Linked DNA regions of Homo sapiens: region 1 is linked to region 2. The links are chromatin loops, found by intact Hi-C in ENCODE. Cell type or tissue: dorsolateral prefrontal cortex. All regions are shown on one strand. Each heading gives the region's core, and the rest is flanking DNA. Links, peaks and the distances in the headings are about the cores only.

Region 1 (16,417 bases), core at 5,938-8,437, 200 kb before region 2:
CTGTTTAATTAACTGTTCAATTCCTTGCTTCATTTTTTAATAGTTTAATTTGTATTTTATATTCATTGATAAGTACTCTTTATGTATTAAGGATATTAATCTTCTGTTGTATAATTGGCAAGTAATCTGTCCTTTTCACTCTTTAACTTTTGCTTATAGTATTTTTGTTGTATATTTCTGGTTTTTTAATTGAGATTTTATTCGGTTTATAGATCAATTTTTGTTTTTTTTTTAAGACAGGGTCTCACTCTGTTGCCCAGGCTAGAGTGCAGTGGTGTGATCTTGGCTTACTACAACCTCTGCCTCCCAGGTTCAAGTGATTCTCATGCCTCAGCCTTCTGAGTAGCTGGGATTACAGGCATGTGTCACCACGGCAGCCAATTCTTGTATTTTTAGTAGAGACAGGGTCTCACCATGTTGGCCAGGTTGGTCTCGAACTCCTGACCTCAAGTGATCTGCCCACCTTTACCTCCCAAAGTGCTGGGATTACAGGCATGAGTCACCGCACCCAGCCTTTTAGATCAATTTGAGGAGAAATGACACCTTCACATTATTGATCCTCCATTCAGGAAATGGTACATCTCTCCCATTATTTGTTGTTGTTTAGTAAGGTCATGAAGAATATTTATTCCTATATTTAAGTATTTTTATTTTCTAAAATTTCCCGTTCTCTTCATTTGGGAATTAATGCAAGATTTTTACTAACTTTTTAAATATTAGGCATCAAAAACTACTTAGACAACTGTAGGTTTGCTAGTTTCTCACCTTGTCACTGTTCCTTGTATATAGCATCTTCTTTTCTTAAATTTAATTTTCCTTCATGGCTCACTGCAGCCTTGACTTCCTGGGATTAAGTGATCCTCCCACCTCAGCCCCCCAAGTAACTAGGACTACAGGCACATGCTACCACATCCAGTTAATTTTTGTATTTTTGGTAGATACAGGGTTTCCCTGTGTTGCCCAGGCTGGTCTTGAACTCCTGAGCTCAAGCAATCCGCCCTCCTTGGCCTCCCAAAGTACTGGGATTACAGGTGTGAGCCACCACCCCGGCCTAGTTTCCTATTTCCATTTTGAGGTGCCTGACTTAATGTTCTACAAGCAGTAATCAGTTTAAATTTTGTGGACCAACTAGGTAAAGCAGTTAATTATAATTATGCTATCATCATGCATGAATATACATTAGAGTGGTGCAAATGCTTTATTTGAGATAAATTTTTATGTCCTCTAAATTAAAGATTGAGTAGCAAATCGAAATTAAAACTAGAGGAAAAGTCAAAGTTCACCTTCTAGCTAGAGTTGTTATAGCAACTCCAGGAAATAAATCTGCATACACAGAAGGGAGAGCAAGAGAAAATAACTGTTGATCTCTAATATGAGCTCTAGGCAATTGTTTTTCTATTTCTTCAATACTTTCATGTTGAGATGACTAGGATTATGATTCTTTCTTTCATGTATTCCATTATATTCTCTGTCATATTTTTCTCTTGAAACCTGTCTCAGGAAGAATCAACTTTCTGAAGGAGACAGAATCATCATGCCTTCACATTCCTAAAGATGGGGTAACCTGGGTTTGTTCTTTCTCTCTCTATATATATGTTTAATATGGAACACTTCATGAATTTGTGTGTCATTCTTGTGCAGGGGCCATGCTAATCTTCTCCGTATCATTCCAATTTTTAGTATATGTGCTGCCGAAGCCAGCATGGGGTTTGTTCTTTCTGATCCCATTTGGTTCATTCATTCATTCAACAAATATTCCTTGAGCATTTATGACACTGGTTTTCAACCTGGTTACATAATAAAACCACCCAGGGAACATTTCCAAAATACCATTACCAGGTTTCACCCATAGATTAATGGAGCCCAGGCCAGGCCTGTACATTTCTAAAGCTCCTCAAGCAATTAAGATGCATATGAGGGTTGAACACAGCTGCCCCATGATATATTAGGTCCTGTGCAAACAAGAGGGGATGCAAATAAAAATAAATAATTGCTAACATTTATTGAGGGTGCACACTGTATGTCAGGCACTATTCTCAGTTCCTTATGGGTTTTAACACATTTAATCCTCTCAACAACCCTACAAGGTATTACTGTTTATAGACAAGAAAACTGAGGCACAGAGAGGCTAAGTAACTTGTCCAAGGTAACACATCTAGGAAGTGGCATCTGGAGTCCATCCTCTCTTTTCTATGGCCCATCCACAGTATCATAGTCAAGTAAATAATGAAAAGACAGGAGATATGTATCAAGAAGAACACCTAGAGTGACAGGTGGAGGAAGGAGATAGGGTCAGGAAGGCTTCCTGTAGGAGGTGGCAGTTCAATTAAATAGAGGAAAAATGGAAACCAGAGAGCAAAGTGGGGTACAGAGTTCCTCAGATTCCTTCCTCCCTTGTCTTGCTACACAACCTGCCTCCCTCCCCTAGTCCTGGGAGCTCTGTCCTCCCTCTTCTCCACACTGAAAACACTGGAATGCCCTCAATCATCCTTAATATGCCTAACATTTCAACTGGGAAGTCTGAAGTCATGCACAATTACTCATGCAATTTTTCCTCCAGACAATAGGTCCTTCTGTGTGCTTCTCATTCAAATATATAAAGCTTCACTCTGTTGTTTTAAAAAAGTCTTTGTTGTAGAAACAATTCACAAATGTGTCAAACACACATTGGTTCCCCACCCCCTTCTCTGTCCCCTCACCTGATTGGGATGCTAGCTTGCCAGGGACGTGTGCCCACTTGCCGACTCTGCCCAGAATGGAAGCTAGCCCTGCATTTCACATCACTTCTAACCAAGTAGGGCTCTAAGTTTAAGTTTGAGGTTAACCTCAGGGGGCATTTAGCCACACCTGCCACCTCCTCTGCCTGGCCTCATGGGTGGGAACAGACTTCTTTTGGAGAAAGGGAAATGCTTGATGCTGCTAATTAACTGTGGGAGGAAAGGAAGCCCTCTCCAGACAGCAAAAATACCAAAGAAGAACATTATAAAAAGCAGCCTTTGTACCAGCCAGCCACATCATTCAGCCCAGCCCAGGCTGGGGCTGGAGGGAAAAATAACAACTCTAGCAGCCACTAAGTTCCTGCATCCCAAGTGGGCACCTCAGGAGGTCATGCCCTGAGTGAATGTCTGCTAGAGGAGGGGGTTCCAGGACGGTGGCGGGAGTCTGGCTGCCTTCCCAGCTGGTTTTTGGCAAACCACAGGAAGCTGCCTGAAGCTGGCATGTTTATATGGTGACTTGTGAGACTTCCTTAGAATAGCAACAGGTCTGTTTCATAACTTAAAAGCCAAAGAGTGTGTGTCCATGGAGGTATGAGGTGGAGCTGCAGGACCTTACTTTAGAGTCTGGGTAATCTCACTAGGGCAGGTCGCTTTCCCACCCTGTGCTTATCAATTTAGGGGCTGATCCTCACTCTGCAGATGGGACTATCTTAAACAGAGAAGTGTCAGCTTCCAGCCAGCCCAAATCCCTGAGGCTTGATTGCTACAGGGCTGAACTAAGTTTGAGTATCTGGGAGACTCAGGGTTCAGCAGGGAGTCTGTTGGGGAGGGCTGGGGTTGCTTCAAGAATTGGGATTTGTTCACAAGTAGGAGGGCAGTCAGGCTTTTTGGCTGGGACCTTAAGCTCAAGAGGCTGCAGAATTTGGCTGCTGACCAGTACAGGGGAATGAGGTGAAACCTGAGGGTGGCCTGAGAATGGAGGATTGAGGAGCTTAGAATTTGAAAGCTGTCAGAGCTACATTGGAGGCTCTTGGAAGGCATGTTTACAGGGTCTGCCTTATTTTATAGGGGCTGGGACTGATTCCCAAGACTCTAAATTGCCAAAAGCAGGAAGTTGGGGTACTAGGATTTCATACCAGGCAAGTTTCCCAGTCTCTCACTCCAATAACATTTTTGCATCTGGGCAGACAAATGGGAGATTCCACCACAGTAATACCACATGTACAGGATCCTTGGCAGCTGCGCGTGTGGTGGCACATCCCTTTCCCTCCCTTCCTATTGATATAGGATCTCCTTTATAGATTCTTCAAGTGTCAGAACTGAAAAGATTTTAGAAGCCATGTAGACCAATTATTTTATTTAACAGGAAAGGAAACAGAGAACCAGAGAAAAATGACTGGCACAAGGGCATATAGCTAGTTAGTAATCACTAGTATTGAAGCCAGTTTTGTTGACAACCAGTCCAGGGCTTTTTCCACAACACCACGCCCTTTATAACAAATAACATTCGTATATCAGGGGCTTCTACCCATTCCATATTGTATTTCCCATTTTACTCTCTTCCATGGAGAGTACCTTGAACTGTACCTTGCTCATGGTTAAACTACTTTCTGAAAAGTTTCCAATATTTGGTATTTTGACAAAAAAATAAATAAATAAATAAATAAAATAAAACCCTATTAGGTTAGAAAGAAAGAGGTTATCACAGCCAGAGGCTGCCCATGTGAAATGTGACCAGGGTGGAAGAGCAAAGTCCCAGAGTCTAAGGCCTTGATGCTCAAAGTTGTCCATGGACCAGTAAGCATGGGTATCACCAGGGAGTCCCACCCAGATCTGCGGAATCAAAACCTGCATTTTAACAAGAGCCTACATGATTTGACTAAGTTTGAGTAGTACCTCTTTGAGGCAAGGCTCTGCAAAAATTCCTTCTCTTCCTCTTCCTCCCCAAATGCGTAACCTTCTACCACCTCCCTCTTGCTCCTTTCTTCCACATGCTCTGTCCCCAGTTTTACTATGTTAATCTGGTTCTGCCTTTTCTTGAAATTTTAAAGCCACAAAGGGGTGGAGTGGGGGTGGGGAGGGGGGACTGGATGTATTTTAAAAGGGGACTGAAAATGGAAACTTTTGAGAAAAATAAAATATGGCCAATTGGGAAGATCTTTTGCAGCTCCAATGTCACGTTGTTAATGTTGAAATATAAACATCTACTATGTTTATATTGGCTTACTTGTAAAATCATCAACTTTGGTTATATTTAGGAATTTGATGGCTTGGAAAGCACACTGAAAAACTCTGAGAACAAAAATATTTTTCCCCTTAACTTTATGGAAAATAAGAAAATCTCTTTCAAAAAAAACAATTCCAAGAACGTCTTTTCTCTACTTTCTTTATTATCCCCATCCACCATGGCACCATGGTACATTTTTTCCTCTTAGCTTTCTTACTCTCTTTGTTCCTAGTTCAGTTTTCTCATTTCATTAACATTTTTAAAAATTGGGGTTTTCTTATTATTTATTTTTTATTTAAAAATTAGGAAATAGAGAAGTAAAAGAAAGCACAACAGAATCCCGCTGATGTAGAAACTACATAAACTTCTTATATAAAGGTATCTTAAACCTTTTTGTGCATATATTTGTTAACAAAAATGGGATAATTCAGAATATAGTAATTAATATCTACTTACTTTTAAGTGGAACTATAAAATACTAACTTCTTTATATCTGTGAACATACCTCAACAACATTATTTTTGTTAAATTCTGCCATTGAAATTGTATCATGATTGATTTGGTAATATTTCTATTGCTGGATATTTAGGTAATTCAAACTTTTCACTATTAAAAGCACTACTGGGCATGGCACAGTGGTTCATGCCTATAATCTCAACACTTTGGGAGGCTCAGGCAGGAGGACTGCTTAAGGCTAGGAGTTTGAGACCAGTCTGGGCAACACAGTGAGACCCTAATCTCTAAAAAAAAAATTAGCTGGACATGGTGGCCCACCCCTGTGGTCCTAGCTACTCAAGAGCCTGAGGTGGGAGGACCTCTTAAGCCTGAAAGGTCAAGGCTGCAGTGAGCCATACTTGCATCACTGTGCTCCAGCCTGCAACAGAGCAAAATCCCATCTCAAACAAACAAACAAACAAACAAAAAGGAAAAGGAAAAATAGAAAAGCAGTGAAAAGCAATACTGCATATTCTTAATGATTTTATTACCTTAAAAAAAACTATTTAATTAAGTCATGAACACATAAAGGCATCATTACACTTGTGAAAAAAATTTAAGATAACATGAAATGCTTTTTGACCCTCATTGCCAGCCCTGGTTCCCTTCCTCTCCCTGCTCCCTTGTTCCAGCTCTCCCACTCCCACGCCAGCTCGAGGAATCCAATCATCAACCCAGCTTTTGATGGGGATGCATGGGGTGCAGGGTACAGAATTAAGTGTTATAAGGATTTCAGTCAATGACAGTCTCCACCCTAGTGAGGGAGAACAGGCATGCATTCATGGGGAGATGCGAATAACAATTACAAGCCGTGCACCATACCACTGAGAGCAAGCTAAGGTTAGGCAAACTGAGCACAGTCCCAATTACTGCTGAGTGCACATGAAGTCCTCTTCAATTTTCAGCAGGATCACTGCTCCAGGTTTTTACTTGACCTCCTTGCCTATAATCTCTCCCTTTCAACCCATCCAGTTTACTGCTGATAAAATAATCTCAAAAGACACTCTTCTGATATGTGTGATCTTGTTCATTCCCTACTCCTCTTATTCTCCCTGCTAACCTTCCCCTCATCTTCAAGACTCAGCTCAAACTTAAATTTACTCAGTATGCAGCTACGGAGCATATATTAGGTGCTAATCACCTCTTCTAAAGCTTTCCTCACTCTAGGTTCTGTGAGCAACTCCCTCCTGGCTTTTTCTCTTGTAACAGATTCTAGTTTGTTGGGATTGTTATTTTTCTGGCCTACCTCAACCCCAAACCATGAGTTCTTAAAGTATAGGACCTCCATCTTATCAATCCTGTACCCTCAGCACCCAGTACAGTGCTGGGTACATAGTTGATGCTTAATATTTGTCTGCTCAACAAAAAGAATAAATAAATGAGCTTCCCAGAAATGTCCCACTGGTTCTTAATGTACTTTTAGGATTTGGAGGTTACTTCTTGCTTAGAGTAAGAAGCAACTGCGTTAGGTGGCAGAAGTGGAGGGAGCCTTTGAGGTGACATGTTCTAGCTCCTTAAAGGGACATGTTGGTTCTTGCCCCATTCTAAGTCTTCAGATTCTACATTTGAAACAAACAGCCTATTGCTGTCTTTGCAATATAAGAGGTACTAAGGAAGTGTTTGTTCAAAAAAATAAAGAAAAGGGGCTTTTTTGATGTTGTTGTTTTTATTTTTTGAGATGGAGTCTCACTCTGTCGCCTAGGCTGGAGTGCAATGGCACGATCTCAGCTCACTACAACTTCTGCCTCCCTGGTTCAAGTGATTCTCCTGCCTCAGCCTCCTGAATAGCTGGGATTAGAGGCGCCCGCCACCTCGCCCAGCTAATTTTTGTATTTTTAGTAGAGATGGGGTTTCGCCATGTTGGCCAGGCTGGTCTTGAACTCCTGACCTCAGGTGATACGCCTGCCTCAGTCTCCCAAAGTGCTAGGATTACAGGCATAAGCCACCATTCCCGGCCAAAGGAAAAGTTTTAAAAAGATCCCAACTTTCCCTAGTCAGGAATTGGAAGTTTGTAAAGCTCAAACCTATTGATGTTGCCCCCTTGCCTAAATCCCTTTGGTTGTTTCCCATTGCTGTTAGGATAAAGTTCAAAATTTTAAACTTGACCAGCAAGGCCCCACATGCCATGAAGGCTGCCAACCTCACCAACATCCTGTCACATCATTCTTCTTGGATCTCTTCACACTCCAGCCCCACAAGTAATTTCTTTGTTTCTCATGGGCACCACACGTCTTCAAAAATGCTTCTTATGCCTGGAACGCTCTCTGCTGTAACCGACACCCACACCCATGGCCTCACACTTCCCCATGTCACCTGGCTTATTATACTGCATCCTCTTGTCTCAGCTTAGCTGTCACTGCCTAGGGAAGCCTCTCTGGACCACACTCTAAGTTATGTCACCCCACTGCACATTTGCATAGCACTCTGTATTTTTCCCTTATGACACTTTTTATTAGTATAACTTGATAGTTAAGTGTGTATTATTGAATGTTTTCTTCTTAATCGCCACCTCCTGATTCCAGACTATAAACTTCAGGAGGACAGGATCCATGTCTGTTCTGTTCACTACTTTATTGAAGGGGCTTTACCTACATTATCTCATTTAGTTGAACAATCCTGCAAAGCAGATATCCTCATTCTTATTTGGCAGATGTGATAGTGATGTGTGAAGCTGATAGACTTGTGTGATAACGTCAAGATTTGAGCATGGTTCCATCCATATTTCTAAAGGGCTAGAAGTTTGTTTATTTGGGTTTTGGATTATCAGGACCTGAACTCAAAGTCCCCCTGAACTACAGTCCCAGTTCCACCACTTTCTAATTTTATTTTATTTATTTATTTTTGAGACAGAGTCTCATTCTGTTGCCCAGGCTGGAGTACAGTGGGGCGATCTCAGCTCACTGCAACCTCTGCCTCCTGGGTTCAAGTGATTCTCCTGCCTCAGCCTCCCAAGTAGCTGGGATTATAGGCGCTTGCTACCATGCCCGGCAAATTTTTGTATTTTTAGTAGAGATGGGGTTTCACCATGTTTGCCAGGCTGGTCTCGAACTCTTGATCTCAGGTGATCTGCCTGCCTCAGCCTCCCAAAGTGCTGGGATTACAGGTGTGAACCACTGCACCCGGCTCTAATTTTGTAATTCTAAGTGAGCCTCTTCATATATATAATAGGGATAATATTACTTATTTTATCTATCTCATAACATTCTTCAGAGGATCAAATGAAATAATAGATATGAAGTGCATGGTAGACTATAATCCACTCTACTAATATAAGTGAAACAAGTAGCTTTTTAAAAAACATTTTTGCAACTTCCGCCTCCTAGGTTCAAGCGATTCTTATGCCTCAGCCTCCCAAGTAGCTAGGTTTACAGGAGCACACTGCCAGGCCTGGCTAATTTTTAGTAGAGACAGGGTTTTACCATGTTGGCCAGGCTGGTCTCAAACTCCTGACCTTAGGTGATCTACCTGCCTCGGATTTGACCTTCCAAAGTGCTGGGATTACAGGCATGAGCTACCATGCCCGGCCTCAAGCAACATTTTTTATCAGGCTCAAGCCTATAACGGCTGCTGCTTATCTGGCTGGCCGCTCTGGATATGAGTTTCTTGAATAAAATTGTCAATGTGGAGACACTGAGTCCAGATGTCTCTGTACATTATCTAGGGGAGGTTGTTAGCCCAGGACTGAAATTGACAACAAAAAGATTAATTTTGAATGACTGCATCCATTTTACAGAATGAGAACTGTACATTTAGTTTTTTCATAATGTAAATAAGGCCAATAAAGAATATGCAGTGGATTTCTAGTATGTAACCTCTAGTCCCTGCTCGCCAAGGAAAAGATGAAATGGTTAGTTAAGTGTGGTTAATGATTAGCATTAATGGTTAAGCACTTAGGCTTTGGAGTCAGACATTTGAGTTCAATTCTCTCAGCTCTACATTTACCAACAGGGAGAACTTGGGCAGGTTACTGCTCTACAGCTTCATTTCTACATCTGCAAAATAGATCTACCCCTCAAATTGTTATAAATACTAAAACTAATAAAGTAAGTGCCTGCACATAGGAAGCCCTCCATAAATTTGGAGAGTTATTGCCATCCCAGTCCTCTTTCTTTCTTGGCTTGCTGATCCCTGTGCACCTATTTCTTGCATGTTTCTTCCATTCTAATTGGAATGATGATTTTCAGGTGTCAGGGTCTTAAATACTAATGACTGAGAACACTGCCTCTCAATCTGCATCTGGTCCCAGCAAAGCCAGCTTTGTATATAAAGAGGAGATCTCTCCTCTTACGCTCTTTGCACAATGACTCTCACTAGTTTCTTGTGCTTCTGGGGAAGCTTCTCCTATTGATGTAGAGCAGAAAGTTTTTCTATTCATATTTGAGAAACTGCATGTCTTGACTCAGCTACTTTTGACTGGCACACTATGGGTGGGAGGATTTTTATTCTCTTTGGCTTTGGACACCAAGAGGATGTGCAATTTGGAGCCACAGTGAAAAAGAGGTTTTACTGTTCAGTCACTGCAAGGCTACTATTAATATCACATAGGCTACATAAGATTAGATTCATTATTATACTTAAGAAGGAAGTCTTTCTGCAATTTTGAACTAGGAGCCGGAAATTCCAGCTATAGCGTTATATTCTGGTTTGTGTGTGTGCTTTCACTTGGCATTTTTTGAGACACTATCGTATTCTATTCTCTGGAAGACTACAAAGATGAATGGCATCTTCCCCTCATCAGAACTTGCAAGCCTGTGTAGGAGATAAAAACACAAATAATGGGAGGGAGTGAACAAGTATGGGAGGAAGGACATTCTGAGAGAGGCCCCCTCTTTTCTGGATTGGGATTCATGTGTACAGGGTGGTAAAGTAAGAGAGTGAAAAGATGTCAGGCTCTGTGCGTACCAGGTGGTAAAGTAAGAGAGTGAAAAGATGTCAGGCTCTGTGCATCACCACACTGGGCCTGAATCTTATTAAAGTTACCCTGAGCAACCCACTTGCCCTTTCTGAACCAGTTTTCTCATATGAAAACAGAATAATCATGCTTACCACATAAGATTTGTTGTGCAGATTGAGTGAGATAGAGTACATAAAGTGTCAAGCACAATGCCAGGCTAATTGTAGATATTAGCCACATGGATAAAATTATGATTAATAGGCCAGGCGTGGTGGCTTACTCCTGTAATCCCAGCACTTTGGGAGGCCAAGGCGGGTGGATCACCTGAGGTTGGGAGTTCGAGACCAACCTGATCAACATGGAGAAACCCCGTCTCTACTAAAAATACAAAATTAACCGGGTGTGGTGGCACGTGCCTATAATCCCAGCTACTCGGGAGGCTGAGGCAGAAAAATCACTTGAACCCAGGAGGTGGAGGTTGCAGTGAGCCGAGATCTCACCATCGCACTCCAGCAAGAGTGAAACTGTCTCAAAAAAAAAATTATGATTAATATCCAAAAGCGTAGATAGTATTAATAAATGTTGTCAGTATATAGGGGCAGTGGATGAGGTGTAATGAAAGAGACCTTAACTCTCATCCTAGTAACATGGTGGCCATGGACCATCTTCCCAGATATACAACTCTGCTGTACCAGTAAATGCGAAGTGCTTCCTGCTAAACATTTGCCACTCTTCTGACACAGATAGTGATATCCTGTGGTCACTTCCCTCCCCTGGTCATATGTTAGGTAGTGGTTTCATGCACACTCCACCCAAGATGGTGGATTATCTGACAGTAACAGAGAAACAGGAAGAACAGTGGTTTCAACTGAAATAAGAGGTGATTTATTTTTCAGTAAATAACTTCCATTCCCATCAGTTCCCTGACCAAACAATGTGCAAGCTGTAATGTGAAATGATAAGGAAGCCAAGGCACAGCTTTTGGAAAAGCTGAAAGCCTCTTTAATATTGGATGCAAATTCTGTCAACTGTAGCATGCCGAATAAGATGGTGGCCGAAGAGAACTGTGGTCAGGATAATGACTATAGCAGACAGTGGAAGGAGGAAAGGCGCCTGGCACCATGCCTGTAAGTGCAACTGCACTTCCCTCAATAAAACTGCTGCTTTGCCCTAAAATCTCACATTTGGTTTGACCAAGGTAGGAAAAGTGATCCAGATTAGAATAGTCGCTCAGTAGAAGCTAACCCAGGTCATTTATTATAAAACTCCTTGATTTATGGGAAATACGGAGTTTCTAGTAGGAAAAAATGAGGCCATAGTTGATACCATGGTTGTTAGTCATTAGAAATACCACTATGGACTTTCTTAGGTTTCCAAAAGTATTATTCTCACAGGGAAATTGTAACATCTAAAGGCTGTATTGGCATTAATATGGTCGTATCTAAGTTCATCATGATGACCATCATAATGGTACCATTTTTGAGCTTTCAGCTTAGGTCATGGAGATTTGCTTCTGAAGACCCCCACCTTTGGTTAAAACTGTACAAGCCCTGGAGAGGGGCTTATGTTCAGGATCTAGGCTAAAATCTCCGTAAGGTTAGAGACCTTTTCTATCTTCCTCAGAATGGTGTCACACACGGAGCTCAGCACAGTGTGCAGTGTAGGATGAGTGTTCAATCAATACTTGTTCAGTATTTGATTCAACATTCATTATCTCTTTTAATCAAAGCCACCCTGAAAGCTCAATATTATTAGCTCTAGTTTGCCTGCTTGTTTCAATGGTACATACAGAGTTACACAAGTGATGGGGTATTGTAGAGGTGAGAGAAGGATGCTCTATAGTGGCATGATCTCTGAACTTAATGTGGGAGAATCAAGGAAAATATTGTTTACGTGAAGTTCCTTCCACAGAGTTGGGCAGGGGAGGGTGGCTCTGTTGGCCATTTGACTAGAGAATGAGCTCAAAACCATGTTCAAGGGGAGAGGGAGCATCAAGGGGAGATGTTTGGAGAATACTTGGGCACTGTAACAACCATCCTCACATAGCCAGGGCCCACTCAGAATGGAAGAGACTGTCTTGTCCTGTATAGGCCCAAAGGGCAGAACGCAATACAAGTTTTAGGGAAAGTGATTTTGGCTTCACACAGGGAAGAACATTTAACCCTTGCTGCTGTTCAGAAATAGAATAGATCACCTTGGAGGCAGTAAATCCTCTGTCATTGTGGGTGTCCAAGGAGGAATCACATGATCACTTGAGAGGGATATTGGGAAAGAGATTTAAACATTGACTAAGAGGAGAAAGGCATTGGGTTAAATGAGTATCTCCTTTGTGTCTCCTGTATTCTATGATTCTATAATCCTTTATTTGAAATTTGTGAATATGGCATTAAAAAATGAATGTATTTAAAAGGAAACTAAGTAGTAGGTTACGTCCAATTGTGTGAGTCTACAAAATCCCCTAGGACAGAATCTCCATCTGTGTGACAGAGCACTGGGTTCCTAGAACCCATGCTGATGCCTGGCACATGGCACACCTTCATTAACATGTGTTAAATGAATCAGTGGAATTCTGGATATGCTAAGGACTTATGCTGTGAGCTCCTCCTTCCCAAGATGTCATGGAGTGAGATAGGAATGAAAACTGAACCCAGATCAACCTTCCTGTTCCCCTTTCCTATGTACAGAAGTTTGGTCTAGAGGGAAATAGTTGCACTTACTTGTGGCTTAAATGTTTGACTCACATAGTTTCTTCCTCTGGAGAAATGCCTCAATGTGTGTATTTTCTGTTGGCCCCACAGCTTAGAAGCTGTTGTGAGTAAACCACACAGAAGCCAACTTGTGGATTGCTAGGATGAGAGGTCCGGCAGGGGCCTGAGGGATGCCCTACTCTGTGATATGCCGGAGCAAAGGGACATAAAATAACAGGCAGAAAACCATAATCCAATATGGGAAGTCACCCCAGAGGTGACCCTGGAGAAACCCCAGAGATAAGTGTATCTAGCAGTGTGACTGGCATCTCTTAAGGGCTCAATACAGCATATTGAACAAATGAACAAATCCAGAAGGAGTGCTGGACTAGGAATCAGGAAGCCTGCACTCCCCTCTGGATCTATGTGTCACTGACTGTCTGTGTGACCTTATGCTCTCTTGCTGTTATTTGGGACTACCAGGCATTTAAACAATTGTCATATTTGGGGGATACCAGTTATAGAGACAGAAGAGCATATTTGTCTCAACTAGTTGGAAATGGGAAGTGGGTGGCTTCAAGGGCCACTTTTACAAAGTAGAGTAAGTAGGATTGTGTGTATACTTGGATGAGACATGTGAAGAAAGGAAGGTGGTCCAAAGCAACTCCTAGATTTCTGACTTGGGCAGCTGGTGGATGGCGACAATGTTTACTGGGATGGGAGCAAGCAAGTAGCCACGGGTTTGAGAGGAATCTGATGATGGGCACCTTGTACTCCCAAAGCCCACATATTCAGAAAGACTCTGGCCCTTTGGCTCTTTCCCTACCTCTGTGACTCTGAAAATAGGCCCTCTGCATGAGAGGGATGGGCCACTGCAAGGCAGGCAGCTCCAAACGTGATGGAGCCTCAGGTTATGCTTCCTGGTGCTGGAGTGCTTCATGGGGCTGGAGTAACTCGGCCCTAATTCCCTCATCCATCTTTTTTCTTATTGCTAAAGCAGTTCCAGAAGGCAAATATGGAGATCTGGGACCCACAAGCCTAAAATGATAAAGAAAAGAAGAGAACCAGGGGTGGCGTCAAGATTAGAAGCTGGTTTGCTGCCAGAGCTTTGCTTCCTTTAATGCACTCGCCCACACTCTCCCTGTTTTTCAAAGACCAACTGCAGGCTTGACTCCTGCAGCCATGTCGGTGCCACTAGGCCTTGGTGCCGAATAAATAAAACTAGAGGGAAAAAATACAGTTGTCTGAGGACTGGGGATGGCTGGGAGCATCCAGCTTAGTGTCAAACTGAGGAAATGGTAGGATGGGAATCGATATGTAATCGAGAGAACAGATCTCCCGTGGACACAGACACCACCCTGATCTGAGCCTCATTTCAGTACTGCAGGCCTGGGTAGAGTCAGCTGACCCCAAAAGCACTGTGCTGGAGAATAGAGAATGACTGTCATTCTATGATGCCTTCTGAATATCGCTGCATAGACAGCATGCACTCTTTATAACAGCAGAAAGAGACATAAAAGAGACAAGGGTGGGGAGAGCAAATGTAAAAATATGAGAAATTATGCCCCTCGTCTTTAATTTTTATTATTATTATTTTTTTGAGACAGAGTCTTGCTCTGTTGCCCAGGCAGTAGTGCAGTGGCATGATTATGGCTCACTGCAGCCTCAAACTCCTGGGCTCCAAAGATCCTCCTGCTTCAGCTTTCTACATAGCTAGGACTACAAGCGTGTGCTACCACACCCAGTTAAATTTTTTTTTGTTTTTCCATTTTTTGTAGAGACGAGGTCTCACTACATTCCCCAGGCTGGTTTTGAACTTCTGGCCTCAAGCGATCCTCCTTGGCCTTTTAAAGCACTGGGATTACAGGCATGAGTGACCACACCAGGCCTTTTTTTTGAGACAAGGTGTGGCTCTGTTGCCCAGGCTGGAGTGCAGTGGTGCGATCTCGGCTCACTGCAACCTCCGCCTCCTGGGTTCAAACCATCCTCCCACCTCAGCCTCCCAAGTAGCTGGGATTATAGGCATACACCACCATGCCTGGCTAATTTTTGTATTTTTGATAGAGATAGGGTTTTCCCATGTTGCCCAGGCTGCTCTCCAACTCCTGGGCTCAAGTGATCCTCCTGCCTTGGCCTCCCCAAGTGCTGGGATTACAGGCATGAGCCACTGTATCCAGCCCTCCGGCCTTCATTTTTAAAAAGAATAAGTTTTATTTTTCTTTCTAATTACAAAAACAACATATACTCATGGTAGACAATCTAAGAAATACAGAGACCTAAAATAAATAATCAACTGTAATCCCACTAACCACTGTTGCTATTTGATGAATATTTGAATATTTACTGAATGCTGACTGTCTGAGGCACTCTAACAATCCTAAGGCTCAGGTAGTAAAATTATTCCCCTTTAATTAATGAAAGAACTGAGATTCAGCGAGGTTAAGATTTGCCTAAAAACACACAGCTGATACGTGGTAAAGCCTGGATTTGAACCTGGTTCTGTATCCCAATTTTCTCACAATATTTTATTTGTCTTGATCTACCAAGATTTGTCTTGGTATTTGTCTTGATACCAGAGATGATGGTACATCATCAAACAATCCCAATTTTCAAATGGGAAATACTTCAAAGCAAAAAGATACTGCATGAAGATGTTTCAAAAATGCGTTTTGTCTTTCAGGTCTTGTCACAGTTATTGCAATTTTGTAAGATCATTCATTGCGAAAGTGGTGTTTTGATTCTTTGCCCTTTCCGGCAACAAAAACAGAAAGCGACTTCCCTTCTATCATTTGGCCTGAGGCTTCTTTCTGCTTCTGCCCAAGGCAGACTGTGGTTAGCACTCAGTGCTTAACCTCTTCCTCCTGCATGTCCCTCTGAAGTAATACATTTTTGTTTTGACACTTTGGATATACTGGACCCTAAAAATCAAGCCAATAAGGAGCAGCCCAGAAAGGAAGAGAGTGCCATAGTCTCACCTGTGTTTTAGGGAGGTTAGTTTTGTAGCCGTGCAAGGGCTGGCTTGATTAGGAGATCTTAGACTCAGAGAAATTGGTTATCACTTTTAAAAAATGAACAAATGACATGGGTAACAACCTTACCCCATTCATAAGCTTCACCATCTCTCACCACATCTCTGTGTCCAGCCCCATTCCTGAATTCCTCATCTGACCCTCATTTCATCCTGACATTAAGGAGATTATCTACACAGATTATTTGATGATTTTTTAAAAGCTGAAAATTTAATAATTTATTCTTTACAGTAATGAATTAAGTCTGAACACTGAAATATCACTGGCACTAAAACTACCTCAGTAAAACATCATGTACCCAATACCCAATCCTGACTACCCAGTTTTGTTCCCCAGCCAGTCTAGCCCTGACAGTTTTAGACACTTCC
Region 2 (16,417 bases), core at 4,788-7,287:
GCATTAGGAGATCTACCTAATGCTAAATGACGAGTTAATGGGTGCAGCACACCAACATGGCACATGTATACATATGTAACAAACCTGCACATTGTGCACATGTACCCTAAAACTTCAAGTATAATAATAATAAAATAAAGAAAAAAAAAGTACCTATGACAGCGGTTGAGATTACCAAAGGAACCACTGTGTGCCAGAGTAAGGGCCAAGGATGAGTCCCAGGGAACACACCCTTATTAAGGGGTGAAGGCCAGGAAAGAACAATCAAAGCTGGAGGCGGAGAACCAGGAAAGATAATTATGTCAAGGATATAACTGAAGAAGTAGGGAATGGCCAACACAAGTAAAATAAAGACCAAAACCTGCCCATTGGTTCTAGCAATTAGGAACTTGAACCTTACCCCTAGATATACCTGGGAATTGTCAGGGACAGAAGGCAGATCACATGGCATTGAGAAAATGCAGAGATATCAAAAAGCTATGAACTAAAAGAGATACTAAGCAAAAGACTGACCAAGGAAGATTTTTAGAAAGCAGATTGAGTTCTTCGTTCATCCATTCAATACACTGAGTGCCTTCAATGTGCCAGTAGTTCTAGGTGCAAGAATCAATAAACAAAACATAGATTCTTCTTTCATTGAGCTTATTTTCTTGTGAGAGTAGGCAATTAGCAAATATTTTATGACAAATGATGATGAGTGTTGTGAGAAAAAAATAGTAGAGAGAGTGATGTGAGCAGAGTGTGGTGCTGTTTGGGATAGGGTCAAGGAAGACCTTGAAGTCATCTTTGAACAGAGATACTAAGTAAGGAAGCAGGATGGTAAGATTTGGAGAGTGGCTCTCCTCCCCACATATGGGGGCAGAGGGCAGAACAAAGGCCCTGTTTCCCTAGTCAGAAACAGCACTGTCGCCAGCAAGGTTTGAACAAAGCGAGCAGGTTGGAGCTGAGGTCAGGGGTGGCAGTGGGCCTAGGCTAGGCCATGCTGAGGCTTGGATTTCTTTCTCAGTGGGGAAGCCACCGAAAATGTTGACCAGAGGATTCTTTAAAAACTTTTGTTGCTAAAAGGCTCGCTCTGGCTGCTGTATTATGAAGGAACTATAGGGAGACTATTATAACAGTCTTCCAACATGAGCAAAACTTAGCCCCTGAAAGCTGTAGTGAGCTAGAGGAGATAGCTAGGTGAGAGACAATCAGATAGGTTGCAAAATCAGCGGGAGAAAGGGAAATGCTGAGTGGTTAGGACTGGAAATGTTATGGGGTAGGAGATGGAAGAAAGGCAGATGAAGAGCCTGGAATATGGAAATACGCAGAGGACCATTTGCAGAAATCCCTTCCTTGGAGAGTATCACCATCACTGAGGGAAGCAACTACTGCTTGATGAGAGAGTACAGCATAGCAGTAATGGTGTAAACTCTGCCATGCTGTGTGTTTAAACCCCAGTTTGAGCAAGTTACATACTCTCCCTTTGTCTCAGTTTCTTCATCTGTAAAATTATCATAATAGTGCCTACCTCATAAGACTGTTGTATATAATGAATTTTTTAAATTTTTATTTATTTTTTTTGAGACAGGGTCTCACTCTGTTGCCCAGGCTGGAGTGCAGTAGCGCCATCTCCGCTCACTGCAACCTCTGCCTCCCAGGTTAAAGAGATTCTTGTGCCTCAGCCTCCCGAGTAGCTGGGATTACAGGTGTGAGCCACCACATCTGGCTAATTTTTGTATTTAGTAGAGATGAGGTTTCGCCATGTTGGCCAGCCTGGTCGTGAACTCCTGACCTCAAGTGATCCGCCCACCTCAACCTCCCAAAGTGCTGGGATTACAGGCCTGTGCCACCATGCCTGACTTGTATTTAATGAATTTAAAAGATACACTCAGAACATGATAAAGATGTGATATGTAATTACTGTTATTCTCACTGGGATGCAGAACAGCTTGTAGTCAAGAGCCTAGATTCTGGATCCAAATTACCTGTGTTCAAATCCTGGCTCTGCTCCTTTACTACCTGGAGAACTTTAAAAAGTTACTGAATTTCCCTCTGCCTGTTTTTTCATCTGTAAAATGGGTGTAATTATAGACCCTACCTCATAGGGTTATAATAGATAGGATCAGTATGTGTAAAGTGCATATAATAAGCACATTTAAGTGTTTGCTATTGTTTGTATTACTAAATTGTTGACATTGCCAATTCTGCCTTTTTACATAGCTGACCAAAGCCCAATGCCTGTGGAGATCCCATGAGTGGTTTTCAAAGCAGAACTTTGAACCCCTGACTCCACATGTCCTCACGACAAGCAGGAGTTCTTGGTCCTGGGGCAACTTCAGTAATATTATAGTTTGGTGTGACAGAACACATTTTTGAAAACAGCCAACCCCACACATAAGTATACTTAGGGCAACAGTTTAGATGCCCATAGATATTTTCTAAGTAGAATACTTTCTAATGTACTTTGAGCCCTTTTTAAAACATTTTTTCTTCGTATCATCCAGCCCAAAATGTCAATTTGTAAAAAAAAAATTTAACAGAATAAATTGCTTACCCAGCCCTATTTAATGTCCTAGAGACTAGAGACTACTTTTCTTTTCTTTTTCTTTTTCTTTTTTTTTTTTTTTTGAGACAAGGTCTGGCTCTGTCACCCAGACCAGAGTGCAGTGGCAAGATCATGGCTCACTGCAGCCTTGAACTTCTAGGCTGAAGCAATTCTCCCACCTCAGCCCCCAAGTAGCTGGGACTACAGGTGTATGCCACCACACCCAGCTAATTTTTTAACTTTTTGTAGAGGGGAGGTCTCACTATATCGCCCAGGCTGGTCTCGAACTCCTGAGCTCAAGCAATCTTCCCACCATGGCCTCCCAAAGTGCTAGGATTACAGGCATGAGCCACCACACCTGGCAGAGACAATATTTTACTATTGAAACCATTGACTTCTCATAAGGGAAATATTCAGTCTCTGTATGAGGATTGGTTTTGGTTGTGTATAACAGTAAACTTAAACTAACAATGATTCAAACAAGATAGTTTCTTTTCCCTCACACATGGAAGTGTGACTTGGTATGTGTGCCTACTCTGCCCCACAAGATTGTTAAGTGTCCACTTTTAGGTCTAGGTGTCTTGGTGTCGCACAGTCCTTAAGGTATTACTCTCAGGTGCACAATCCAATACGGCTAAGCAGCATAACCACATTCCAAGCAGCAGGATTCAGGTGGGTGGGGACAGGAGAAGAGATGACCCAGAAATTGTGCACACTTCTTGCACTTCTGTTCACATTCCATTGGCCAGAACTTTGTCATATGGCTATTTAAAAAAAAGCCTAAAGACTAAAAAAATGTATTTAATTTGAGTGACCGTGTACCAACTAAAACAGCTAAATAGATGATTATAGAAGAAGGGGGAGAGTAGTTTATTTTTTTCACTTATATTTTGTACTATTGCTAATAGGGAGAATATATTTAAAGACAAAATAGCAACCAGTGCCACAGTCCTACAATTTTTATTAGAAGAATTAATTTCATGAAGCTTTTTCTGATCTGTGACTTCAAAACCCATGACACATACTGCAAGTTGAGATCTGAGAAATCTTTTAAAATAATGTTTTAGAATTGAAATGTGTCAATGAAAACAAATACAAAAAACATCAAAAGCTTAAAAAAATGAAAACTAAGCAGATCCAAGCTGCTAGTGCTGAGTAAATGTTACAAGACATGTTGAAAATATGTACATTCTCACCAGATTTTAGGTCCAGCTATATCTCACGTTGACATTTCCATATAAATAGCATAAAAGTAAAAAAAGACACTTTTTAAGTGGCTAGGCGAAAATGACTGATGTAAAAATGAGATGTAACGAAGAACATTAAAGCTCTAAGGTTAATTACACACTTGTGCTAGAACCTCAAGGGAGGTCAGGGTACACCATCCCTCTGATTTGGTGTCTGAGGACTTTGAGGTAAAAGTGACTCGCTGGCCTCATTCAGAGTAGTCATAGAGAGGGGAATCCCACGTGGTTAATTTTCATTCTTCTTAGGAGGAAAATGTTGCAAGGGCTAGCATATTTTTATACAAAAAGATGGCAGTAACCCAAGAAGGCAAGAGGTCAGCGAGTTGACACAGGACTTGAGGAAGGAAATGCTGACAAAACCTTATGCTAAGAATCTGTGAGGATATCTGAATCTGCAGTTACTTTAAGACTCATTTGTTGTGCTGGAAATCTGAAAACATTTCTATTTAAAGATTCTTTAAAAGTATCTTAAAGGCTTTTAGCACTTACTCAGATCATAAGAACAGAATGACCTAAAACATAACCAACCTAAAGAGTCACGATACAAAAAAAAAAAAAAAGGCTTTCTGGGAACATGAGCCTCACAAAGTCATAGGAATAGGAAATGGAAATACTTAATCAAGTTAAAGTCACTAATATTTAGAAAGCCTCAGTTGTTCGAGGGTGCATTTCCTTGTGTCTGTTACAAAAGCCAGTTTATTCCAAGAAAAATACAGAGAACTGTTGTGTTGGCATCTAGTAAAACAAGCAAGGAAATCAGTCCTTTAACAAACAGCCCTTTGTTGCCATAAAACTAACCTAGCCTCTCTGTTCCCTGAATGGTTCTAGTGTCTGACTACATGGCTTGAGAAGAGACAAAAATGCCTGTACCCCACCTCCTGCTACACATAAGAATTTTGGAACTAGGTTTACTACTTGTCCCTACAGCCTCAAGTAGATCAGCAGATTCAGGATGGGCCCTTGGAGCCTACTGGATGAAGACCATGCCCCTATACCAGGGCGGTGACTGATTTGCTCTCAGCAAAAGACAGAGCGAGCCTTTGGATTAATAAGCATGTAGTTACCCCATATGCATATAAAACTATCATATATCTATACAAATTAAAACTTAAAGTGTGTAGAGCCCGGCTGTCATCATACTGGTTTGCACCTGACACCATGTGACGGATTGGACACAGACTCTGCTCTGTGTGCCTTTACGTGAATGCATTGCAAAGACAACCATACTCTTTGGCTACTTCCAGAGAATCTTTAGAGATTCCTGTTATATGTCAATTTTTTCAACTGCCATATATTGCATGTCTACTATGTGTAGGTTACACACTTTCTAATCCTTAAATAATACTGCAGTATGGGAATTAGGTTTGTAAAGTATAGTTGAGGAAACCAGGGTTTAAAGAGGTTAAGTGACCACCCAAGATGCAAAGGCAGCCAGCCTGACTCCACAGAATGTGTTTTCCCATACTCTGTCTCTTTACACCTCCTTAATTTCTTCAAACCTAGCTAATTTTTGGCCTAAAGTAAGCAACTTACTACCCTGAAGCTCAAGCTCCAACCACCTTGTTCCTGCCCCTCAAATCTTGAATAACAACATGCAAAACTCAAATACTTTGTTATTCTGAGAACTGAAACCTACATAAAAATCCTCCTAAACTCATTTTTACTTAAATTGCTTTTTCCAAGCCTATTACTAAAGGTACTAAAAACAGTGTGAGCTAAACACATGGTAGCCTCACCCACCACACCTAGAATAGCTTTTCCTGTCTTCTCCCACTTTCCTTGCTTCCTTCCCTCCTTGTTATTGCTGAAGACTGAAAGCAGCAATGATGGCTCAGGCTCTCTTAGTGGACCATGAGCTATTTGAGGAAAGAAGCAGTTTGATTTTGCATCCCTAAAACCTTACAAACAGTGCCTGACTGGTTCCATAAATGCTTTGTTGAATGAGTGACACCCATAGGAAGTTCACAGTGGTACAACTTTATTGAGAGTTGCTTTGCAATGTAGTCATTAACAAAGCTACCATTGTAAGCTGTTTGGAATTTGAGTTGTTGAGAAAACTGCAGATTTATTTTAGAGATACTGCTATTCTGCAAATCTCAAACACAAGAAATGATACTAATGGAAGGAAAGCACATTGATATGGTTTGAATGTTTGTCTCCTCCAAATCTCATGTTGAAATGTAATCTCCAATGTTGGAGGTAGGGCCTGGTGGGAGGTGATTGGATCATGAGGGCAAATGCCTCATGAATGGTTTAACACCATCCCCTTGGTGATAAGTGAGTTCTTGCTCAGGTCACATGAGATCTGGTTGTTTAAGACAGTCTGGAACATCTCCCTTCTGTCTCTCACTTCTGCTCTTGCCATGTGATAAACCTGTCCCCCTTCACCTTCCACCATGAGTGTAAACTTCCTGCAACCCTTGCCTAGAGCAGATGCTTGCATCACACTTCCTGTAGAGCCTGCAGAACTGTGAGCCAATGAAACCTCTTTTTTAAAATAAATTACCCAGCCTCAGGTATCCCTTTATAACAATGCAAATGAACTAATACAGACATTCTTTCCCCTTCCCTTTCCAAATGATGCCTTCTCAACTCTGACATCTTCTTGGCAGCAAACAAGACTTTTTTAGTCTGTCAGGTTCCAACCTGAGCTGAGGTCTGAGGGGAGCTGGTGGATGGGTGGTGGGTAGCTGAAAGAACACTCGAGGGACCATAGGCAGTTGGGACATGGCTTTATTCTCTCCCCCTCTCCTACAGAGTCAGCAGTGCCATTATATTTCTCACAGACAACAGTGGCTTAAAGCCACATATGGGCTCACACAAACAGGTTACATTAAATGACTACATAAGTGTGATTACATAGTGCACAAGATTTTGTGCCTGCACTCCAAACCTGCTGTGTCGTGCTGTACTGGATGTCTGCCTTGGCCTACTCCTGACTGAAGCATAGCCATTTTCCTTATACTCCACCCCCTAGGCTGAGGGAGTTCTCCTAGTGGGGAGATGTGCCCACAGGGCAGAACCCTGGACCCAGAGGCCACAGCAGCAATACAGAGAGCAACAACTCACTCAACTCACTATTAATATTCTCACTATGCTACCCATAATTATTAAGAGTCCAGCATAGGCCAGAGCCCAGGGATGCCCACCATGTTTGTTGGGGGTCATCAGTAAGGCTTTCAACTGCCTTGATTTCCTGGGAAACTCCTTGCAAAGCTGCTGTTATGTTTTGTTGATTGTCACGGATAAAGGTACAACTTTGTGTTCCCAAAAGATGCCAGGGATGAAGATACAACATTGTGTTCCCAAAAGAGCACAGGTGCCACCTTGGGGAGCAGTTAATATGTCTAGGGCCATCTGGTTCTGCAGTGCTACCTTCCTGGTTTGATCAACCTCATCTGTCAACAGAAGGAGGGCAACTTGGGTGTAATTCAAGGCTTGAGCAGTGTGCTCAGCAAGGGCTGCAACCTGCATTTCTACAGTTATGACACCTGCTCTAGGGATGGCTAATACTAAGGGGTAGAGCCACCTGGTTTTGCACTCCCAAAAACCAGGAACGTAGCTCTTCCCAGTTATGTGGGTGTCTAGGCAATGTGGGAATATCAGTGGCAGGCACAAAAGGCCACCCCCAGGTACAGCAGCCAGACAGTTCACTGGCAAAAAGAACCATCCCGTGTCTCCATAGACCCATAAACTCCCAGGGGGGGCACAAAGTCTACTAGGGCCTGACCTTGCTGAAGCTGCCTATTCTGCCGCACCTTTGGTGTGGTGACATATATTATATTTGTGCAGGCTATGGCGGGTAACCACCCCATGGTGGCATTACCCAAAGCTGCTCTATACATCATGGTACCTGTGGTGGGGGCTAACCCCCACTAACCAGCCCCATCCATCATAGATGCTACAGGTCAGCCAGGGGGTGGGAATGCCATGGGTCTTATAGCACTCCCTAGCCAAAGCTTGCTGTGTCATGTTACAAACATTGGCCATGGGACCCCAAGTCTCTAACCATGTCTGGTTTTCTGCAGAAGCTGGATGTATGTGCCAGGGCAAGTCATCTGCAGCTGCTACGGGAAGGGTGGTGCAGATCCAACAGCTGGACACATTGGTCATCTCAGCATAGCCCATTCCACAATGCTGTTAGAGCATGTCAACTTATGGTCAGAATGACAAAGCAGGCACACACAGGTAAATCACTCTTCTGAGGCAAAATACAAGCCAACCTTTTATCTCTGGATAACAATGCAGCCGCCAAGGGCTTCTGCCCTGGGCAATGGTACCACAGCTTCTCAGCTCCCCATGGTTTCTTTGTGTCCTGTATTTGTGCCAAAGTCACTGGGGAGCTCACAATAGGCCATACAGACAATACAAGGAGGGGGGTTCCTTCCCTGAGCATTCCCCTACGAACGGTCAATCATGGAAGCCATATATTGAATACCCAAGGAGTGACATGTAAATCATACTGTAGGCCCTCCCCCCAGAGGGCTACCATAGCCAACCATTGGCAATGGGGGACTTGAAGGGTCCATGTTCAAAGCCAGGTTTTTTGTTCCCCTGCCTTTAGGGGCATTAGGGCAGGCAACCACAGGTTACTGTTGGTCCCCATACCTGGTCAGAGGAGGTCATCCTTCTTTCCATAGGTCTTGCCACATGGCCTGGCCCCAAATGGGCCAGTGACCAACTAGCCAATCGTGTAACTTCCAGGTAGTTAACCACAAGGTCAGGCCTCAGTAAACTGCCCAGCTACTGGGGCAGATTACCATAGGTGTCTCCTTCTTGGTGATCACCATCCATACTGCCCCGAGTTCAGCTCACTGACTTTGTCCACCTCCAGTATCAAACCATATGGTATCAATACTAGGCTGGACCGCAACAGCAGTCCAGGCAGCAGTAACACCCTGGCTGGACCCATCTTTATACCATGCTCCACTGGGAATGGAAGAGGTGCCTGCCCCTCTTTAAATGGTAATGGCTCAGGGTTTAAGGGTGCCTCAGGTTGACCCATGGCCTTATCTTGCATCAGGACTACAGGTCCCAAGACTTCTTGTAATTCTGCTGATAAGGGGCTTTTACTCAGGGTACTCTGCTGTTTTGACTAGGCTCCCCACTTTGCTAAGGTAGATGTCTGTGCCATCCCAGTCCGGAGGGTCATTACCCGTGAAGGTACCCACCCCACTATTGGGTAAGTCATCTACAGGCATGACTACTGTTGTTTGTCCCATCACACTCTCACAAGCCTGAAGGGTGGCATATGCAGCTATTAACTCCTTCCCTATCAATGAATACCAGAGCTCAGCTTCCTTCCAAAGTTGGGACCAAAAGCCTGCCAGTATTCTAAAGCCCTCTGTGTGCTGCCATAGGCCTTGCCAAAAGCATCTGTGGTCACACGCACATCAAGTTCAAATGGGCGCCCCGATCAATTACTTGTAGGGCCTGTGCTTGCTGTATGGCCCACTTGGCTGCCAGAAAAGCCATCTCAGCCTCATTGTCCCAATCCCAAGTAGTTCCCATTTTTGTCAACTGACACAACGGTTTTACCATCTGAGCCAAATGGGGTACAAATGCCCACCAATATCCCAAGAGGCCTACAAAAGTCTGTAGTTGCCTCATTGTTGTGGGCCGGGTATATGCCTGAATTTTATCAGTGATGGCCTCTGGTATAGCCTTTGTTTTACCCAAGCAGATAACTACCAATAATTTGGCAGACAGTTCAGGCCCTTGGACCTAGGATTTGTTGACTGCCCAACCTCATGCTGCCAAATGTTGTTGTAAAAGGGGTGCCACCACTTCTGAACCTGCAAGAGAATCAGAGGTTAACATAATATCATCAATATAATGGAATAGGTGGATTCCCTTTGGACACTTCCAGGCGGCTAAATCCGTGGCAAGGAGACCATGATGTATGATGGGGCTACACATATAGCCCTGCGGCAGCACTGTGAAAGTCCACTGTTGCCCTTCCCATGTGAAGGCAAACTTCCTGGCTCTCTGGAGCAATGTCAACTGAGAAGAATGCATTGGCCAAGTCCACCACATAGTGGTACTCTCCCAACTTCATTGTCAAGGGGTCCATCAAATCCATGATAGAGGGTACAGCTGCATGTAAAAGGGGTATTACTTTATTTAGTTCTCAATAATCCACTGTCATCTGCCAAGTTCCATCAGGCTTCTTGACTGGCCATACTGGAAAATTGTAGGGTCTGTAGGTGTTACACATTATCTGCACCTTTTCTAACTTCTTAATAGTCTCAGTTATCTCTGTATGCTCACCTGGCAAGTGGTATTGACACGTGGAAGTAATCCATAAGGGTTGTGGCAGGACATGGAGCTAGTGATGTGTATGTCTGTGGAGTACCAGCTTAACCCCACATACTTGGAGTCTGAATTCCCCATCCGTGGTTTGTAAAGCCAAGCCATGTAAAGTATCCACCCCCAAAATGTATTCAGGTATGGGAGAAACATAGTTTATAAGTGGGGAGCCAAGCAGCCAATGCCAAGGTGCAAAGATGCAGGTTTCACTTTCACTGACTGACCTCTATAGCCATCTATATATGCAGCCTTGCCTGGAAATTTATCCAGGTTCCCACAGACGAGAGTACAATCTGTGCCAGTGTCTACCAGCACCAGCACCCGCTGTATGTTGGTGGGGGACCAGTGGATTGTCAATTCCACTTGTGGCCTCCAGTTGTCCAGTGTTCCCCCAAGCCGAGCACCTCGGCCAGTTCCCTTATCAAACACAAAAATTTCTATACCTCCATCCATCTGCAAGTAGTGCTTGAGATGGAGTGGCCGGGGGTACTGAGCTGAGCAGCATCATCCTGCCACCTCTTGGGCATTTTCTGGAATTGCTGCTCCAGGGACAGTTGCCTCTACAAAGTTAACGGCACTTCATTGGGTTGCCTATCAATTTTCTCTTGGTCAACCCTATCCAAAATCAAATCAATCTATATCTGGTGGCATGTGGGTCATCCACTGGGGCCCCTTTTTGTCCCATGAGGTGGCACCCTGCAGAAGGGGTACTGTTCCCCTTTTTATGGTGTAGATTCCTAGGTCCCACTAATGGCCCTTTGCTTCCCCAAGGGCCGCCATGGCAGTAGTCACTTCAAGTATGTGGCACCCCACATATGGAGTGAGGAGAGCGGCCAGGGAGCCGAAGGCACTTGGCGGGGCAGAGCCCAATACAAGGTCCCTCATGTGGGAGGTAAAGCGTTCATCATCTGGCCCTCAGGTATTCAGATCGAACATAGCCTGCCATATACCCATCTCCCAAATTACTTGCACCAAATCTGTATACAACTGCCATTTACTCACAGTTTCTGGTATTTCTCTGGTGTCATTCCATACCATTTGTATGGCCACCATCAGCCATTCAATTAGGGTGTGCCTATGTCCTGAATGGTATTGTCTAGGTTTCCTTCTAGGGTTTTTATGATTCTACATCTTACATTTAAATCTTTAATCCATCTTGAGTAAATTTTTGTATAAGGTGTAAGGAAGGGGTCCAGTTTCAGTTTCCCGAATATGGATAGCCAGTTTTTCCAACACCATTTATTAAATAGGGAATCCTTTCCCCATTTCCTGTTTTTGTCAGCTTTGTCAAAGAGCAAATGGTTGTAGATGTGTGATGTTATTTCTGAAGACTCTGTTCGTTCCATTGGTCTATATATCTGTTTTGGTACTAGTACCATGCTGTTTTGGTTACTGTGGCCTTGTAGTATAGTTTGAAGTCAGGTAGTATGATGCCTCCAGCTTTGTTCTTTTTGCTTAGGATTGTCTTGGCTATACGGGCTCTTTTTTGGTTCCATATGAAATTTAAAGTAGTTTTTTAAAATTCTGTGAAGAAAGTCAATGGTAGCTTCATGGGTATAGCACTGAATCTATAAATTACTTTGGGCAGTATGGCCATTTTCACAATATTGATTCTTCCTATCCATGAGCATGGAATGTTTTTCCATTTTTTTTGTGTGTCCTCTCTTAATTCCTTGAGCAGTGGTTTGTAGTTCTCCTTGAAAATGTCCTTCACATCCCTTGTAAGTTGTATTCCTAGGTATTTTATTCTTTGTAGCAATTGTGAATGGGAGTTCCGTAATGATTTGGCTCTCTGTCTATTATTGGTGTATAGGAAGGCTTGTGATTTTTGCACATTGATTTTGTATCCTGAGACTTTGCTGAAGTGGCTTAGCAGCTAAGGAGATTTTGGGCTGAGAGGATGGGGTTTTCTAAATATACAATCATGTCATCTGCAAACAGAGACAATTTGACTTCCTCTCTTCCTATTTGAATACCCTTTATTTCTTTCTCTTGCCTAATTGCCCTTGCAGAACTTCAATACTATGTTGAATAGGAGTGGTGAGAGAGGGTATCCTTGTCTTGGAAGCACAGCCATTTTCCTTATATAGTCACTTGATATTTTCTTCTGACTCAAATTCACACTGTGAAGGAAAAACTGCCACAACTAACAAATTAGGTGGGATTCTTAACATGTTATGACTGGCTTGCTTTAAAATCATGATCCGAACTCTCCAAGTGTGAGAGAAAAAATCAATTTCTGTTGACCTGCTGAAATCAGTGAGTTGCCACATAGGCTGTTTTTGTTGGTTACTAGAAGCTGTTTGATTTGTCCCAGTGGAAAGTAAGTTTTTTTTTTTTCCTGAGAAAAATAGAGATAAATCTTACCTATAACAAGTTTACCATTCTTTAAAAAATGGCAACTTCACTCCATTTTGAAGTGTAAGATACACCCGTCAAATACACAAACCTTAAGAGTCCTGCTTGATGAATGTTTACAAAGTGAGCACACCCAGGTTAATTACCACTCAGATCAAGATTACCAGAAAAGCCCTTCATGTCTCATCCTAGTCATTACCCACCACAAAGATAGCCACTGTTCTGACTTCTATCATCATAGATTGGTTGCTTGTCTTCTTTTTGAGCTTTATTAAATTGAATCATACTGTATGTCTGCCTTCTTTCAATATTACATCTGTAAGATTCACTTGTATATTATAGCTACACGTGTCAGTAGTTTATTCTTCTTTATGCTGTGTGATATTCCATAGTGTGACTAAGCACAATTTACTTTTTTTTTTTTTTATTGAGTGCTTAGTAGTGAGAATAGCACAATTGACTTACAGGTTCTATTACTGATAGTTATTGGGGTTGTTTCCAGTTTTTGGCTATTATCATTACAGCTGCTGGGAACAGTCTTGTACATGTCTTCTGGTGAACATAAGCATTCATCTCAGTTGGATATAAAGCCCAAAGTGGAATTGCCGTGTCATGCAGTATATGTATATACATGTTCAGGTTTAATAAATATTGGCAAAACATATTTCAGTGTTCATTCCCAGTTACAGTCTTGCCACCAATTATATGAAAGTTTCAGGTGCTCTGTATTCTTGTCGATGTTTAGTTTCTTCAACATTTTCCTTTCTTTTTTTACTTTTACTTTGTTTTTTTTTTTTCAGACAAAGTCTTGCTCTGTCACCCAGGCTGGAGTGCAATGTCATGATCATAGCTCACTGCAGCCTCAACCTCCAGGGCTCAAGCAGTCCTCTCACCTCAGACTCCCAAGTGGCTGGAACCACAGGCACATGCCACCGAGGCCTGGCTAATTTTTTAATTTTTATTTTTGTAGAGATGGGGTCTCACTGTGTTTCCCAGGATGGTCTCAAACTCCTAGGCTCAAGCAATCGTCCCACCTCAGCCTCCCAAAGTGTTGGGAATACAGGTGTGCCACTGCTCCTGGCCTATTTTTACTTTTTTAGAGACAGGGTCCCCCTCTGTCACCCAGGCTGGGGTATAGTGGCATGATCATAGGTTACTGTAACCTCAAACTCCTGGGCTCAAGCAATCTTCTGCCTCAACCTCCTAAGTAGCTAAAACAAACTACAGGCATGCACCACCACACCCAGCTAATGTTTAAATTTTTGTAGAGACAGGGTTTCACTATGTTGCCCAGGCTGGTTTTGAACTGAAGCTGCCTTTGCAAAGATTATGACAGCGAGAGACGTCTAGCATGGCTGACTTCATCCTGCTTCTAGACTCACAGGCAGGCTGGCCTTGCTTATTCCTGGGCATAGGCCAAGCTAACAATGGGAGAAATTTGGTTTACAGTTTAGCATTGAAGCAAAAATAATAATAGTCCCTCCCTAAAACTCATCCCCTCTTTGTTCTGGGACTGAAACCAGCTTTGTAAGACTAATGAAAAGTCACAAGATTAGGGTTATGAGGGGAGATTGAATTCTACTAAAATGTAGGTGTAAAGATAACCAGCATTGTTCCCTAGCTTGCTTTTCTATAATCCCTTACTGCTCAGGAGTCATGTGACCAGAGGTCACAAGATTTGTGACTTCTCCAATTGCTCCTATAGATGACATCACTATTGTAGAACCTAAGATTGGTCTTTTGAGATGTTTTTTCAGACTTTTGCACTCTGGCTACTGACTGACTCCACCTGGACCTGTGGCTCATGACTCTTGTGGCCCCCACCCAGAGGCTGACACAGCGCACAAGGACTGGTTTCTACATTTCTACAATTTAATCTCTAACCAATCAGCAGCACTCATACCCTAGCCCCCTGCTCACCAAATTATCCAAAAAACCGTAGCCTCTGAGTTGTCTGGGAGGCTGATTTGAGTAATAAAGTCCATCTTCTGCTTGGCTAGCCCTGCATTAATTAAACTCTTCTTCTTTTCTTTTTTTTTTTTAAGACAGAGTCTTGCTCTGTTGCCCAGGTTGGAATGTAATGGTGTGATCTTGGCTCACCACAACCTCTGCCTCCCGGGTTCAAGAGATTCTCCTGCCTCAGCCTCCCATGTGGCTGGGACTACAGGCATGTGCCACCATGCCTGGCTAATTTTTGTCTTTTTAGTAAAGACAGGGTTTTACCATGTTGGCCAGGCTGGTCTCAAACTCCTGACCTCAGGTGATCCACCCGCCTTGGCCTCCCAAAGTGCTGGGATTACAGGCGTGAACCACCATGCCCGGCCTAATTAAACTCTTTCTTTGCTGCAAAAAACCTGCTGTTCTCAGTGTGTTGGGCTTTCTGGGCAGCAGGTAAGATGAACCCATCAGGCAGCACTAGAGTTTATCAGAACCAACTTTTGGGTTTGTTGATTTTCTCCTGTGTATGTCAGCTTTCTCTTTAATTGGTTTCTGCTTGTGGTGTTATGATATATAGTTGGTTCATCATTCCCATATCCCTCGTTGCGGTCTTTTTTCTTTTTTTAAAATTACCCGTTCTATGAACACCTTGTTACAATCTTTTGTTGTTATAATGTTGGATGTGTTAGACCCAACCAGCGGCCTCAGAAAACAGAATCTCTCTCCTGTCTTCCTTTCACTTGCCCCAAGGCAGGAGTCTAATGTTTCCCTGCCACTCTGATTGTGGGGCTTAAGCGGGGCAGTCTTGGGGACTGAGCCCCCTCACTCTATGGGTTCTGACACCATATCCAGGTAGATCGTGTTGGAACTGAATTGGAGAACACCCAGCTGGTGTCTACTGCTCGGCATGTGGCAAAAAACCCCACATTTGGTCACAGAAGTCTTCTGTATTATTGACCATTTTTGTTTTGGGTAAAAAAATATAAAAATTTTAAAACGAGGTCCTCTGTGTTGATTGTTGTGGTGGGCAAGTAAAGGAAAAACACTGTTTGCGACAGTTTTTCCTGAAACAGTGTTCTCATCTGTATTTTCTTACCTTTACTTTGGATTTATTTTTTTTTCCTAGATCCTGTGAAAGGAAAATATCTTGGGCCCCCAAAATCACAAAGCTAAAGGGAAAAGTCAAGCTGTGAACTGCTTAGGGCAAACCTGCCTCCCATTCTATTCAGTCACCCCTCTACTCACTGAGATAAATGCACATCTGATTGCCTCCTTTGGAAAGGCTAATCAGAAACTCAAAAGAATGCAACCATTTGTCTCTTATCTACCATGACCTGGAAGCCCCCTCCCTGCTTCAAGTTGTCCCACCTTTCCAGACAGAACCAATGTTCATCTTACATATGTTGATTGATGTCTCATGTCTCCCTAAAATATACAAAACCAAACTGCCCTGACCACCTTGGGCACACGTCATCAGGACTTCCTGAGGCTGTGTCATGGGTGTGTGTCCTCAACCTTGGCAAAATACCTTTTTTTAAAATTCTGCACGGTGGTCCTGAGAGTGGTGGGTGCCACCCTGTCCTGGGTGGAGGAAGGGCCCAAGGGCCAGTTAAGGCCAATGGCGGGAGAAGGGGGGTGCTGCAGACTCTAGAATGCGGAGAAGCCAGGGGGAGGCCCGGAGGCAGCGGTGATAGGCCAGTGGAGGGTGGAAAGCACCAGACTGGGACCGGGCCAGGGCTACAGGGCCAAGGACCCAGGCCACAGGGCACCCTGGGAGGCGGGCACAGGGTCACATGACACAGAACATGAAACACAGGCACAGGCTCATAGTAAGCACATGGACAAGTGGGCACAGGTTCACAGGCCAGATGCATACTAAGCATGGCTGGGCCAGACAGCGGGACACAGTGGTGGTGTCACACAGAGACCACAGGGGAGACACGGCGCTATAGGACACATGGACTTGACGGCCACAATGCACAGACCAGGTCACAGAGCTCAAGGGATGTGGAAAGGAGCCTTTTGGCACTACTGCACT

Evidence for each region. A loop is a pair of places that touch in the nucleus more often than their neighbours do. Peaks named below come from ENCODE experiments on the same cell type or tissue, not always from the same donor. Only the 100,000 strongest peaks of a DNase experiment are listed, where the experiment ranks them.
Region 1: a loop joins it to region 2, with 5 times the contacts of the local background. A loop is called at or near these places in 2 of 110 quality-filtered maps.

Annotation. Positions count from the first base shown.
Region 1 is chr11:86,138,514-86,154,930 of GRCh38, reverse strand. It overlaps the pseudogene RNU6-560P. Among named protein-coding and RNA genes, the nearest start is that of LINC02695, 47 kb to the left of the region's middle. RefSeq lists an enhancer at 3,065-3,565 and cis regulatory regions at 3,156-3,666, 6,362-6,412, 10,956-11,338. In dorsolateral prefrontal cortex, for the core only: no CTCF peak of the experiment used is centred there; no DNase peak of the experiment used is centred there; H3K27ac peaks cover 1,463 bases.
Region 2 is chr11:85,935,731-85,952,147 of GRCh38, reverse strand. It overlaps the pseudogene SLC25A1P1. Among named protein-coding and RNA genes, the nearest start is that of CCDC83, 89 kb to the right of the region's middle. RefSeq lists enhancers at 4,053-4,102, 15,422-16,012, 16,013-16,417. In dorsolateral prefrontal cortex, for the core only: a CTCF peak has its summit at 5,734; no DNase peak of the experiment used is centred there; H3K4me3 peaks cover 479 bases; H3K27ac peaks cover 1,760 bases.